Linked DNA regions of Homo sapiens: region 2 is linked to region 1. Evidence: chromatin contacts called from ENCODE Hi-C or POLR2A ChIA-PET data. All regions are on one chromosome and are shown on one strand. Each heading gives the region's core, a stretch centred on a gene start or an enhancer-like site at or near the end of the contact. The rest is flanking DNA. Distances are from core to core; before and after follow the strand shown. Region 1 has its middle 31 kb from the start of ARHGEF3-AS1. Region 2 overlaps SPATA12 (spermatogenesis associated 12).

Region 1 (7,968 bases), core at 2,377-4,876:
GTGCTGGGATTACAGGCATGAGCCACCGCGCCCAGCCTTTTTTTTTTTAAATACAGCATTATTCAATTGAAATATCATGTGAACCACATATGTAATTTAAGTTTTCTATTAGTCATATATATATAGTATATACATACTTATATATAATAATATTATATTATATATTATACAAATTATATATTATATATTATATATTATATATTATATATTGTACATATCATATATTATATAATATTATATTATATATTATATATTATACATATTATATATTATATAATATATTATATATTATACATATTATATATTATATAATATATTATATATTATACATATTATATATTATATAATATATTATATAATATATTAAATATATTACATAATATATAATATAATATATTATATGTATAATATATTACATATTATGTACATTATATAATATATAATATATATTATACATAATATATTTAATTATATATTATATATGTTACATAATATATATTATATAATATATATTATATAATATATAAAATAGCTATTATATATAATACTTATTATATTATATATAACATAATAAACATTATATTATATATAACATATATACTGGTACTATAATTATATATATTATATATACAATTATATATAATATATTATATTATATGATTATATATTACATATTATATAATATATATTATATAATATAATATATATTAATTATATTATTATATAATATATAATGACATATATAATATATAATATAAATATATAATATATAAATAATATATTATATATAATATATTATATATAATATAAAATATATTATATATTATATATATAAAATATATTTTATATTATAGTTTATATATAAAATATATAATATATATTTTTAAATATAAAACATATATATTTAATATATATAAAATATATATAATATATATAATATATATAATATATTATATATTTATTATACATAAAATATATATTGTATATAATATATATAAAACATATATTTTTATATATAATATATATAAAAATATATATTATATAATATATATAAAAATATATATTATATATAATATATAAAAATATATATTATATATAATATATATATAAATATATATATTAATATATAATATTTAAATATATAATATATAAAATATATATAATATATATAATATATAATATATATAAAATATATTTTATATATATATAATATATAATATATATATTTTTTGAGACATGGTCTTACTCCGTTGCCCAGGCTGGAAATGTAGTGGCGTGATGATGGCTCACTGCAGCCTTGAACTCCCCAGCTCAAGTGATACTCCCGCCTCAGCCTCCTAAGACTACAGGCACACACCAGCACAACTAGCTTTTTTTTTTTTCTGTAGAGACGGGGTCTCCCTATGTTGCCCAGGATGGTCTTGAACTCTTGGGCTCAAGCAATCCTCCTGCCTCAGCCTCCCAAAGTGCTAAGATTACAGGTGTGAGCCACCATACCCAGCCTATTAGTCACATTTTAAAAGTAAAAAGGAATAGATAAGTTTAGTTTTAATAGTATAGTTTATTTAACCCAGTATATCCAGATATTATTGAACACATAATCAACAGGAAAAAAGTGTTAGAGATACTTTATTTTTTTTCATACCAAGCCTTCAAAATCCAATGTGTATTTTACACTTATGACACATCTTCATTGGCACCAGCCATGTTTTAAGTGCTCAGTTGTCACATGTGGCATGTGGCCATCATATTGAACAGCACAGTTATAGAAAAATAAGGCATTCCGTTTCCAATAACCTCTGACTGTGAAAATCCACTGCTCCATGTCTTAGCAGTTGGTGACAACCAAAATACATAAATTGAGAACCCCTGCTAAAAACGACGCATTCTCCAAAAGGATGTTAGTGTCCATCTGAATTCAGAAACGCTAAAAGGACAAAATATTTTACAAAGGCTTTAGAGAGGTAGTACTACATCTGTAAATACCAAATCATCTTTAGGTCACAAATGTATAAAGATCTACTTGAACAAAGCAACAAATGAAATTCTTCCCCTAAATAGGTAATATCCCAAACAAATACATGTGCATAGTTTGCAAATAATATAGGACTACCCTATTCAAAACAATTCCAGAATTAACTAGAGACGAGATCGAAATGATTTTTTAAATCCATGAAATTATATTTGTAGTTCCTCTTCTGTAAAACGCTTGTTCAGTTCATTTGCTCATTTATATAAAGAAGTGTTCTTTTTTTCTTATTGATTGATCAATAAGAATTTTTCATATATTCAGGACATAGCATGTAGCAATGTGTCTGGCACATGGCTGGTATTATAATAACCCTATTGAAAAGGTACATATAAGGGCCGGGCGCGGTGGCTCACGCCTGTAATCCCAGCACTTTGGGAGGTCGAAGTGGGCAGACCACAAGGTCAGAAGATCAAGACCATCCTGGCCAACATGGTGAAATCCCATATCTACTAAAAATACAAAAATTAGCTGAGCATGGTGGCTCATGCCTATAATTCCAGCTACTTGGGAGGCTGAGGCAGGAGAATTGCTTGAACCAGGGACCGAGATCGCACCACTGCACTCCAGCCTCGGTGACAGAGTGAGACTCCGTATCAAAAAAAAAAAAGAAAGAAAAAGAAAAGAAAAGGTACATATGAAACGTTCATCAACTAATGGATAAACAAAATGTGATATATCCATACAACAGAATATTATTCAACCATTAAAAAAAGAATGAAGTACTGATACATGCCACACCATGGAAGAATCTTGAAAACATGCAAAGTGAAAGAAGCCAGACACAAGGGATACATATTATATGATTCCATTTATGTGAAATGTCCAGAATAGACAAATCCATAGAGTCAGAAAGTAGATTAGCTCCAGAAGCTGGGGGAAGAGGAGGAATGAGGAGTGACTGCTTAATGAGTACACAGATTCCTTTTGGGGTGATGAAAAGGTTCTGGAATTCGATAGTGGTGATGGGTGCACAACCTTGTGAATGTACTTAATGCCATTGAATTATTATACATTTTTAAATAGTTGAAATGGTAAATATGGTAATGGTTTAAATGGTTGCAATGGTAATATTTTATGTGTATTCTACTACAATTTTTGAAAAGTGAGGGTGAAATAAAAATATTTTCGGGCAAAATAAAAGAAACATATTTAATGGAAAAAATCCACACGGAATAATGATGTGAAATAAAATCCTATTAACTACTCCAGAAGAGAAAATTCAGTAAATAAGCTGAGAAAGCAAGCATTTTAATGTGGCCTGGGATTTGATGGAAGCGGCTTAGTGGTGGAGTTTTATCAGTACTTGTGAGAAATCAGTCCTACAAGTCCATTTCTGAGGCATATATTTACTTGAGTCACTCAACGATGATAAGAACTCCCACACCTTCTGGCTTTCTGCATGTCCTCCCACTCCCACTTCCCCCTCCAACCCCTGCACTGTCTCTGTGCTCAGAGATTCAGCAGCAACAGCTGGTCTGTCTTCTGCTCCCACTTAAGAGCCATTTTGCTGTGTTCCCCTTCTGTATTTTAGCTTCCTGCGAAGCTTGTATCTTTAGAACAACTTTTCATGCGTGCAATCTCCCAGAAGGAGAACTGCAATAGTCACTGTCAGTGCTTCCTGAGTGCTGCCATACAGGGGCGGCTTCGCCCAGTAGTTAAGAGCACAGAAGCTGGAGCCGGCTCTGCAACTCACCACCTGTGTAGCGCTGGACAAGTGACTTAATATCTCTGATTCCTAGTTCCTCCATCTGTAAAATGAAGGTACTAACAAGACCCCCCTCTCACAGGGCTGTTGTGAGGAGTAGAGGAGTTAATATACGTAAAGCTCTTAGTGACTGGAGCACAGAAGGGACCCTGTAAGAGAGCCCTCTTCCAGGGAACCAGCTCTGGAAAGCCAGGGACTATCTGGTTTAGACTCGCTGCTGTCACTGCACTCCTTGCAGCTAATAGGAGCTTAATAAATAATGAGAATGAATTCATGGTGCGGCCCTCAGTAAGTCTGTGGTCACCAATACACAGGGTAGGCTTCCATACACGATGAAAGAACATGAATACAACATATGCACTTCAGAGAGAGACAGAGAAGAACATGCATAGTGGAAGCCATCTCATGGGGTCTTCTAAGCGCCCGGCAGGGACCCCGAAGCAAGCCTGACATGGGGCTGTGGATCTGTATTCACCCCAGTCATCTCCTTTTCCCCAGGCGTCTCTCAGGCCGTGCTGGATCCTTTATAAATAAGCACTTTTGGAACAAAAAGGCCCTCAAATGCCAACCAACTTCTCAGTCTGGTCTGGAGCTGTCCAAATGAACAGCATTGAAGAGGATACCGGCCATGAGGGATTTAATGAGAGATGGACAGTCAGGCCCCAACATGACCCTTTCCCAGGGCTTTTAAGAGCACTTTGGGTTAAGGCCGGGCGCGGTGGCTCACGCCTGAAATTCCAGCACTTTGGGAGGCCGAGGTGGGTGGATCATGAGGTCAGGAGATCGAGACCATCCTGACTAACACAGTAAAACCTCATCTCTACTAAAAATACAAAAAAAAAATTAGTGGGCATGGTGGCGGGCAACTGTAGTCCCAGCTACTCGGGAGGCTGAGGCAGGAGAATGGCGTGAACCCAGGAGGTGGAGCTTGCAGTGAGCTGAGATGGTGCCACTGAACTCCAGCCTGGGCAACAGAGCGAGACTCCATCTCAAAAAATAAAAAAAAATTTTAAAAAGCACTTTGGGTTATACATGATTTTCACCTTACTAACCCCACCTGGTGTGGTTCCCTTGTCTCCTCATCCAGGAGAGAGTATCTGCCCCACAGCACATTCATATCCCAGACACTCCTGAGAGACCTTATCTCATCATAACAAACGCACCAGGACTCCTATCTATTTCCTTATTTCAAGTCCATGGATGGGCCTTGGGTTGCTCATTCACATTTCTGTGTGTTGGTCAGCTACGATAAACACTTCTAGAACCAATTCAGGCCACCACAGGGAGAGAACGGTAACCCAAGGTGGTCAGAAGCATGGGCTCTGCAGTCTCCAAGACCTGGGTTCAAGCCCAAGTCCATCAAATTACTTTGGACAACTTATACAACTTTCCCAGTCTTCAGCTTCCAACTTGAAAATGGATATGATAAGACTTAGACCTCCTAGGGTTGCTTTGAGAAGTAAATAAATAATTCCTATAAAGCACTGCGCCAACTACCTGGTTCACACCAAGTACATAATAAATGTTGGCTTTAAACATTTGCTGAGTGTCTACCATGTGCTAGGCATTATTTTAGGCATAGGGATACAGCAGAGGAAAAAATATAGTTCCTCTTCTCTCAGAGCTTACATTAGAAGGTGATAAATTCTATGGAGAAGGACAAAGCAGGGTAGGGGATCGGGGGTGGTGGGAGTAGCTGATATTTAGTATGGAGTGCCCAGGGCAGGCTTCTCCCTGCAAGAGCCGGAAGCCTGTCTTAGGTGGACAGGATAGCTCATGCAAAGTTCCTGGGGCACGGCTGAGGGGCAGCAAAACCAATATGGCTGGAGTGGGGTAAGCAGTGAGCAAGAGCGGAGAGTCACAGAAGGAGCTGAAACCAGATGGCAAGGGTCTCACAGATTACTGCAAGGTCTCTGGATTTTAGTCCAAGGGAGAGGGGAGGCCACTGGAGGATTCCGAGCAGAAAACAAACCTGACCTAAGTTTTAAAAGGATTGCTGTCAATGTTGTATGGAGACAGAAGCTCCAGGTGGCGAGACGGGGGCAGGGAGGAGGTGAGGAAGTTCCTACAGCAGCCCAGATGAGGGATGGCAGGGACTTGGAACAAGATGGTGGCAGTGGGGGTGGTGAGGAGTAGTGGAATGGTGAACAGTTTTTTTGTTTTTTTTTTTTTGAGATGGAGTCTCGCTCTGTCGCCCAGGCTGGAGTGCAGTGGTGCGATTTTGGCTCACTATAAGCTCCGCCTCCCGGGTTCACACCATTCTCCTGCCTCAGCCTCCCGAGTAGCTGGGACTACAGGCACCCGCCACCACGCCCGGCTAATTTTTTTGTATTTTTAGTAGAGACGGGGTTTCACCGTGTTAGCCAGGCTGGTCTCGATCTCCTGACCTCGTGATCCGCGCGCCTCGGCCTCCCAAAGTGCTGGGATTACAGGCGTGAGCCACCGCGCCTGGCATGATGAACATATTTGAAGGCAGGAATAACACTATCTACTGTGGATTAAGTACAGAAGGTGAAATAAGAGCAGTAAAGGATGCTGCTCTAAAGAAATTTAGCCTGAACAATGGGAAGATAGCAAAGGGCTATGGGAAGAGCAGATTTGGGGACAAAAATCAAGAGCAGACATATAACATTGAAATAGTATGGACCTCCAAATAGAGATGTGGAATTAGCTGCTAAATATAAGGAGACTATTTTCAGAAATCATCAGCTTGCAGACATGAGAAGAGCCCCATGAGGGTAGGAGGAAAACCAAGAGAGGGACAACGCGGAGGCCAAGTGAAGACAGTGCTTCAAAGAGGGAGACTCTACTATTTCACCAAGCAGGAGGATGGAGAGGTGCCCACCAAATTTGGCAAAGCAGAGACCCCTGGTGACTTGACAAGAAAACATTAGTGAAATGGAGAAAGAGAGCTTAGAGATACTTGTCCAAAGATACCTAAGAAGCATTATTCATATAAAATACAAATTGACAGAGAGCTTAGGTATTGGTCAGTCCACCGAAGTCATTAAAATATGAGCTCCAACCAGACTAGGCAAGATAGCGAAAGCCTGTCTCTACAAAAAATAAAAAAATTAGACAGTTGTGGTGGTGCATACCTGTAGTTCCAGCTACTTGGGAGGCTGAGGTGGGAGAATTGCTTGTGCCCAGGAGGTGGAGGTTGCAGTGAGCTATGATCGCACCACTGCACTCCAGCCTGGGCGACAGATCAAGACTCTGTCTCCAATATATGTATATATTGAGCTCCCTGAGAACAGCCACTTCATTATCTTTTTAACATTTTATCCCCACCCTCTAGACATATGGTAGATGCTCAATAACTATTTGTAAGACTTTTTTGAACTTTCTTGACATCTGCAGCCAAATGGTACAGGCCAATGGGAAATTTCCATCCCTAACAGTATGGTGTGGGAGACAATGAGGAATATAATATACTAGTTATATAAATATCGAATTTTTCATGCTCTTCCCTTAACTAAAGAAACTAAAATTAATACTACTTGGTATTTCTTCAGCATACACACACAAAAAAAGTGTTTCCCAGTTACTACCTCATTTGGCATTCTCATCTGCATCATCAGCGGATAGATGGCAGCACCAAGCTTTCAAACACCTAAGCTCACTGTCAGCTGGTCTAATTAGCAAAAATTACAGAACATTTTTGAAGGGATGTTTTGTAAGAGGTCTTCTGGAAATCTAATTTAAGAAAATCAGTTTTCCATATTCAAAGTGCTGACCCGCAAATGTTTCTGAAGTGTCCAGAAGTTGCTTTTAAAAGCAAAGGGATCGTTCTCCCTCTCCCCTCCCCCTGCCCCCCACATCCATCTGAATCATCGCACGTTTTCAATGGCAAAGGCTTCATTACATCCTAAGGAAATCCACATCCTGCACCTCCAGGTCACAGCCTGGCAGAGAGCAGCCTCACGTCCCTCCGGAAAGGATAATTAGTTTTCTACCCTTTAATCAAGGAGCAGCAGATTGTTATTTTTCTAAAGTTTTGCCTGGGGAGAGCCTGTTCTTTCCCGAGAGTGTATTTTTCTAACCAGGACTCCTTGTTTGTGCTCTGCCTTCCCACGCACCGACACTGAGGGCCCCTCCTCCTTGTTTGAAATAAGACCAAAGCTCTCCACTGATGAGACGGATGTGGGATCAGGTCATGGGCTCCCTAACTCATCAGCACCACTGCCCATTATCATATGGACTGGGGGTACCCTCAATCTCTCTGTCATAG
Region 2 (7,968 bases), core at 2,756-5,255, 98 kb after region 1:
TGTTACAACATGGGTGAACCTTGAGCACATTATGCTGAGTGAAATAAGCCAGTCACAAAAGGACAAATATGGCATGATTCCACTTATATGAGGTATCTAGAACAGTCAAATTCAGAGACAGAAAGTAGAATGCTGGTCTCCAGGGACTAGGGGCAGGGGGGAATGGGAGTTGCTGTTTAATGGATACAGTGTTTCAGTGTCACAAGATGAAAAGCTCTGCAGATTGGTTGCACAATAATATCAGTATACGCAACACTACTGACCTGAAAACTTAAAAATAGTCAACACAGTAAATTTTACGTTATGTGTGTTTTATCACAATTTTTTGAGACACAATAGAAGGCAAAAAATTAGTAAGTCCAGAAAATTATTTCAAAAAGTTTTGCTCTAAACTGAAGAGAAATGGGTGTATAACTGTAGGGAGAAGTAGGGTGGAGAGAGGGTTCTGCTGTTTTTAAGTTGGGAGAAATAACTGCATGTTTATTTGCTGATGGGACCAATCCAGTAGGCCATGGTCTTAAATGTTGAAATTACTTGCAAAAGGCCGGGCGCAGTGGCTCACGCCTCACGCCTGTAATCCCAGCACTTCGGGAGGCCGAGGCGGGCAGATAACTTGAGGTCAGGAGTTCGACACCAGCCTGGCCAACATGGTGAAACCCTATCTCTACGAAAAATACAAAATTAGCCGGGTGTGATGGTGTGCACCTGTAGTCCCAGCTACTAAGGAGGATGAGGCAGGAGAATCACTTGAGCCCAGGAGGCAGAGGTTGCAGTAAGCTGAGATTATGTCACTGCACTCCAGCCTGGGCAACAGAGCAGGACTCCATCACAAAACAAAAAAAAAAGAAATTACTTGCAAAAGAAAAACTGTATTTTAGGATGATAAATATTCTGGAACTAGTGGTGATATCTGCACTACCGTATGCATGTGCTAAAAAACAGACTGGGTACTTGAAAAGGGTCAATTTTGTGGTATGTTAATTATACCTCAATAAAAATAAAAGCTATAATAAATGTTTAATGTCTTCCAAATACCATGTTCTCATACAGGCTGAGTTCCCACCCAGGCAGCCCCAGATACCTACAGTTTCTGTGGCCAGTGACCCACCACAGCTAGGTGGTAGCCTGCGGAACAGGAGAGGCAAGGTCATCCTCATTACGGCTGAGTCACAAATGCTGCATTAGCACACACAGCCCCCTACAGCTAGATCTACGGAGCATGCACCAATTTGTTGCAGATAAATGGCACCTTTTACTTAGGCCCATGAACTCTCAGGTCTTCAGTCTTAAAATGAAATCTAAGAGCTGGGCACAGTAATTCACATCTGTAATCCCAGCTACTCAGGAGGCTGAGGCAGGAGGATCACTTGAGGCCAGGAGGGCAACACAGTGAGACTCTGTCTCCAAAACAAAAAAAAAAAACCCTAAAATGTAAGAAAAAATCCTTTCAATCAGAACAAGAAACTCTGCACCCCCACTGCCAATCTGCCCACCCATCTGGTCCACCTGTAATTGCAAGAGAACAAGGGAGGGACTTATTTTGCAGTCAATCAAAGGGGAGGGAATTCTTTCCGAAATGTTCTCCTATCTGTACCAACAGCACACTTCCACTTCCAACCATTACACTTTTCCTTTCTTTCTTTTTTTTTTTTTCTGAAACAGAGTCTGACTCTGTCACCCAGGTACAGTGGCATGATCTTGGCTCACCGCAACCTCCGCCTCCCAGGTTCAAGCGATTCACCTGCCTCAGCCTCCCAAGTAGCTGGGATTGCAGGCACCCGCCACCATGCCTGGCTTAATTTTTGTATTTTTAGTAGAGACGGGGTTTCACCATGTTGGCTAGGCTGGTCTTGAACTCCTGACCTCAAGTGATCCATCCGCCTCGGCCTCCCAAAGTGCTGGGACTATTGGCGTGAGCCACCGCGCCCAGGCTTTTGCCTTTTTCCTTTCTTCTGAACAACCTCAAACAGTATTTTACCCACTGTGATGATTAATTTTATGTGTCAACTTGGCTAGACCATGGTAACCAGCTATTTGGTCAAACATTCTAGACATTTCTGTGAAGGTATTTTTTAGATGAGATTAACATTTAAATCAGTGGACTTAGAGTAAAGCAGATTATTCTCCATGATGTGGTGGGCTTTATCCAATCAGCTATAAGCCTTAATAGAAAAAGACCGACCTCCCAGAGCAGGAAGAATTCTACCCAGAGAGCCTTTGGGCTCACTGCAACTCTTCCCTGGGTCTCCGGCCTGCCAGTCTACCTTGCTGATTTTTGACTCACCTGGCCTCCACAATCACATGAGCCAATTCCTAAAAATCAACCTCTCAATAGATAGATGAGCGATTGATTGACACACATCCTGTTGGTTCTGTTTCTCTCCAAACCCTAATACACACCCAAAATAAGTGATTTTCCAATAGAAATTGTCTGTAAGGACCTGTACTTGCATGAAATTTCAAGTCACCAGATAAATGAATAAAAATATATTTTTTAAAAACCACAAAATATGGCAACCCAGAAAGAATAACATTTGTCGGCCAGGCGCGGTGGCTCACGCCTGTAATCCCAGTACTTTGGGAGGCCAAGGCGGGTGGATCACAAGGTCAGGAGATCGAGACTATCCTGGCTAACACGGTGAAACCCTGTCTCTTCTAAAAATACAAAAACAAAATTAGCCGGGCGTGGTGGCGGGCGCCTGTACTCCCAGTTACTCGGGAGGCTGAGGCGGGAGAATGGCGTGAACCCAGGAGGCAGAGCTTATAGTGAGCCAAGATTGCGCCACTGCACTCCAGCCTGGGTGACAGCAAGACTCTGTCTCAAAATAATAATAATAATAATAATAATAATAATAATAATATTTGTCTATATACTGATCAAAGCTATCATAGTAGATATATTTGTTTTCAAATGCAACTTTAGGGTGGGTGCAGTGGCTCACACCTGTAATCCCAGCACACTGGGAGGCTGAGGCCAGAAAATCACATGAGGCCAGGAGTTTGAGACCAGCCTGGGTAATACAGAGAGACCCAGTCTCTACAAAAAATTTAAAAAATTAGCCGGCGTGAGACCAGGCACGGTGGCTCATGCCTGTAATCCCAGCACTTTGAGAGGCCGAGGCGGGCGGATCATGAGGTCAGGAGATCGAGACCATTGGCTAACACGGTGAAACCCCGTCTCTACTAAAAAAAAAAAACAAAACAAAAAAATTAGCCAGGCAAAGTGGCGGGCTCCTGTGGTCCCAGCTACTCAGAAGGCTGAGGTAGGAGAATGGCGTGAACCTGGGAGGCAGAGCTTGCAGTGAGCCAAGATCACACCACTGCACTCCAGCCTGGGCGACAGAGCAAGACTCCGTCTCAAAAAAAACAAAAACAAACAAACAACAACAAAAAATTAGCCGGTGTGGTGGCATGCACCTGTAGTCCCAGTTACTCTGGAGGCCAAGGCAAGAGGATCACTTGAGCCCAGAGGACACTAGACACGCATAGGGTAACTATTGTTTCACCAAATAATTCAGATATGCGCGCACACACACATACACACACACACACACACACACCAGGTTACCAGGTTGCAGTCTATGTTTTACAATAGGTCACAGTCAAAAACATGGGAGAAGCCACCATACTCCACCACACAATAAATGCTTAATAAAATTTGGTAGCATCATCATTCTTATCTCACTCTAAAAGGTAATACGTTCATTTTCTTCATTAGCATTTATTATCACAATAAAATAGAGCTTCTAACACATTTATCAATGCTGCCACTCACTGCAGTGCTGTTTAAGAGTCATTGCACCTCCCTAAATTAACTTGCCAATTCTCTCGCCTCAAAAGGACTCAGGCAATCATTTAAATAATTTCTGACTCACAAAGCTGGCCAAGGATTAGCGAGGCCCTGCCCAGCCCAGAACACATGAAATGTGAGTGATTTGTTAAGAAAACCATTTGAGTTTGCAAGACTGCACAGGGCTTTTATAAAACTAAAGCCATGCTGGAGAGAAACAGTCCTCCCCACCCCCTTGGGAGATGTGTCATAGAGATAGGTCACACAAGGTCAGCCAAGCTGTACCTTCTGAGACTGGGCAGGAACTGAAGCGCCAAACCTCAACTGTGTAACGTGCTTCCTTGTTTTGGGGTTAGGTTATATCATTGTGTTTTTCCCCTAACTTTCCATGTGCACACACACGCACACACCCCCCTCACTAAAGGATGGAAACAAAATCCCTATGAACTGCCGGTTCCAACAACTTAAATAAGGGAATCTGCTAAGGCAAAAGATCTGATTTTTTTTTTTTTTTTTTCTGAGACCGAGTCTCGCTGTATCACCCAAGCTGGAGTGCTATGACGTGATCTTGGCTCACCGTAACCTCTGCCTCCCAGGTTCAAGCAATTCTCTGCCTCAGCCTCTCTCTAGTAACTGGGATTACAGGCACTCACCACCACGTCTGGATAATTTTTGTATTTTTAGCAGAGACGGGGTTTCACCATCTTGGCCAGGCTGGTCTTGAACTCCTGACCTCGTGATCCACTTGCCTCAGCCTCCCAAAGTGCTAGGATTACAGGCGTGAGCCACCACGCCTGGCCTAGATCTGAGATTTTGAAGACCTCAAAACATATATTCTATTGCATGTAAGTTTCTCTTCTCCCAGAAACAAACTAAAAACACAGTCCAAATTCATGCTTTTTTAAATTGCTTTTTTGAAACAACTGCAATAAATAACTCTAATCTCTGTCTCTCAAACACACACACACACACACACACACACACACACACATTGTTTGTTTAAAATGAGAGCTCCTCACCCCAGATGAGTTGAGGTATGAATGGATTTGAAGTTTCAAATGTAGTTTCCCAGGTTGTTCTTTAAGTTTAGAAAACAAGGTTCCAAGTGATACAAATATAGGCACTCCATTTTTTATTATTTCTTTCTTGAAAATAAAATCATGTATTTGTGCTGTGCCAAAGCATTACATCTGGAACACATAAGTACATGTCAGGGTGTAAACTAAGCTTTTTTTTTTCTTTTGAGACAGGGTCTTGCTCTGTCGCCAAGCTGGAGTGCATTAGTGTGAGCACAGCTCATTGCAGCGTCAAACAACGGGGCTCAAGCTATCCTCCCACCTTAGCCTTCCAAGTATGTGGGACTACAGACATGTGCCGTCACACCCAACTAATTTTTAATTGTTTTATAGAAATAGAGTCTCGCTTTGCTGCCCAGGCGGGTCTCAAACTCCTAGCCTGAGGCAATGCTCCCACTTCAACCTCCCAAAGTGCTGGGATTACAGGCATGAGCCACTGCGCCTGGCCTAAACTAAACTTTTAATATGTGATATTACTCCCTTTTTATTTTTATTCCATTCTTCAAACTATGATGTGAGTGAATTGGGGGTGAGGGGCTAAGATTGTTTTAGCAGCAGAACTCTTTCCTCAAATGAAATTGTACCCCTTTGCCCAACAGATAAAACAAGATAAAATGGAGCCTGGCTTCAATTCTCCTATCACCACCTGGTGCCTCCAGGGCTGTGGGGTCTCCCAGTTCCCACCACACTTCTCCAGGCATGAAGCAAGGGGTTATGGGAGTATCTTAGAGATCTCCATCCCATCCTTAGCATGAAGGAAAGCCAGATCTGTCATATGTGTGTCCAGGTGCCAGATGCACTCCCATTTCACAAATTCAGGAGTTAAATGTCTTACCCAAGCCTTAAATTAGACACTACAGTATACTGTGTTACTTTCTTCAAAAAGGAAAGAGACATTTACATCGCTGGAGTTTTGTCTGTGCAGTTTGATGGATGGGTCTCAGAGTGCCTACTCAGCAGACTCAATGACTAGGGAAGCTGAGTGAGCAGTGCCACCAGCAAAAAGGAATTTAGGTTCCACAGTTAATATTGTTAAGATGGCAAAACTCCCCAAGTGATCTACAGAGTCAATGTAACCCCTGTCAAAATCTCAGGTCTCTTTTTGCAGAAACTAACAAGCTGATCCTAAAATTCATAGGGAGATCCAGAACAGCCAAAATAATCTAGAAAAAGAAGGTCAGGCTGGGCACAGTGGCTAACACCTATAATCCCAGCACTTTGGCAGGCCAAGGTGGGAGGACTACTTGAGCCCAGGAGTTTGAGACCAGCCTGGGTAACACAGCCAGACCCAGTCTCTACCAAAAATAAATAAATAAAAATTAAAAATTAGCTGGGTATGGTTGCACACATCTGTAGTCCCAGCTACTTGGGAGGCTGAGGTGGGAGGATTGCTTGAGCCCAGGAGGTCGAGGCTACAGTGAGCAGTGATCATGCCACTGCACTTCAGCCTGGGTGACAGAGCAAGACTCTGTCACAAAAAAAAAAAAAAAAGAAAGAAAGAAAGAAAAAAGAAAAAGAAGGACAAAGTTGGAGGATTCATACTTCCTGATTTCAAAACTTACTACAAAGCTATAGTAGTCAAGACAGTATAGACAGCAATACTGGCATAAGGATAGACATATAGATGAATGGACTAGAATTGAGAATGCAGAAATAAATGCTTACATTTATAGTAAATTGATTTTTGACAAGAGTGTCAAAACAATTTAATGGGGAAGAAGAGTCTTTTCAACACATGGTTCTGGGACAACAGGATTTCCATATGCAAAAAATGAAGCTAGACCCCTACCTCACACCACATACAAACATCAAATCAAAACAGATCAAAGTTCTAAATCTAAGAGCTAAAACTATAAAACTCTTATAAGAATATATAGGCATATGGCTGGGCGTGGTGGCTCATGCCTGTAATCCCAGCACTTTGGGAGGCTAAGGTGGGCAGATCATGAGGTCAGGAGTTCCAGACCAGCCTGGCCAACATGGTGAAACCCCGTCTCTACTAAAAATACAAAAATCAGCTGGGTGTGATGATGCACACCTGTAGTCCCAGCTACTTGAGAGGCTGAGGCAGGAGAATCATTTGAAACCGGAAGGTGGAGGTTGTAGTGAGCCGAGATCATGCCACTATACTCCAGCCTGGGTGAAAGAGCAAAACTCCATCTCAAAAAAAAAAAAAAAAATATGCCTTAGGCATAAGTTTTCATGACCTTGCATCAGGCAAAGGTTTCTTACGTATGACACCAAAAGCACAGGAAACCCAAGAAAAATAGATAAATTGAACTTCACCAAAATTAAAACCTGGCACTTCAAAGAACACCATCAAGAAAGTGAAAAAATAACCCACAGAATGGGCAAAAAATACTTTAAAATCATAGCTGATAAGGAACTGAACTCAGAATATATAAAGAACACTTACAACTCAATAATAAAGAGACATATAATCCAATTTAAAAATAGATAAAAGACCAAATATACATTTCTCCAAAGAAGATACACAAATGGCCAATAAGCACATGAAAGAAGGCACAACATCATTAGCCATCTGGGAAATGCAAATCAAAGTCACAATGAGATGCCACTTCATACCCACTTAGGATGGCAATAATCACAAGATGGATAATAACAAGAGTTGATGAAGATGTGGAGAAACTGGAACCCTCGTGCACTGCTGGTGGGATTTTAAAACAGTGCAGCCACTTTGGAAACAGTTTGGCAGTTCCTCAAAATGTTAAGAGTTACCATATACCTAGCAATTCCACTGCTAGATATATATTCAAGAGAAATAAAACCATATGTCCACAGAAGTTTGTATATTCTTCCCTGAGGAATGGAAGAGCCAGGGCAGGTAAAAGAGAGGAGAAATGTATACGGTCAAAGAAAACACTCTTGGACATAACTAAATGGGAAAACATTAGTTGTTAGCACTGTCCAGGCCAAATAAAGAATTAAAAAAAAAAAAATAGGCCAGGTGCGGTGGCTCATGTCCGTAATCCCAGCACTTCAGGAGGCCGAGGTGGGAGGATTGCTTGAGCTCAGGGGTTCAAGACCAGCCTGGGCAACATGGCAAAACCCTGTCTCTACTAAAAATACAAAAAATTAGCC

The links. Hi-C counts contacts between places; a loop is a spot of excess contacts on that map. ChIA-PET counts read pairs that join two places held with the same protein, here RNA polymerase II (POLR2A). Pooled maps may share reads with other maps.
Region 2: a pooled map shows a loop between it and region 1 (2.1-fold over the local background). The contact joins two enhancer-like sites. A Hi-C loop is called at or near these places in 2 of 50 pooled maps. POLR2A ChIA-PET finds 5 or more read pairs at or near these places in 3 of 52 experiments (Caco-2, GM12878 and H1).

The regions. Positions count from the first base shown.
Region 1 is chr3:56,967,126-56,975,093 of GRCh38, forward strand. It overlaps a transcript of ARHGEF3 not described here. Among named protein-coding and RNA genes, the nearest start is that of ARHGEF3-AS1, 31 kb to the left of the region's middle. Within about 2 kb of position 3,627, at least 5 of the 41 ENCODE cell types and tissues checked have a DNase peak (open chromatin) inside an H3K27ac peak, as active enhancers do.
Region 2 is chr3:57,064,631-57,072,598 of GRCh38, forward strand. The region is part of intron 1 of SPATA12 (spermatogenesis associated 12); the gene reads left to right. It also overlaps a transcript of ARHGEF3 not described here. Among named protein-coding and RNA genes, the nearest start is that of SPATA12, 8.0 kb to the left of the region's middle. RefSeq lists an enhancer at 4,080-4,459. Within about 2 kb of position 4,006, at least 18 of the 41 ENCODE cell types and tissues checked have a DNase peak (open chromatin) inside an H3K27ac peak, as active enhancers do.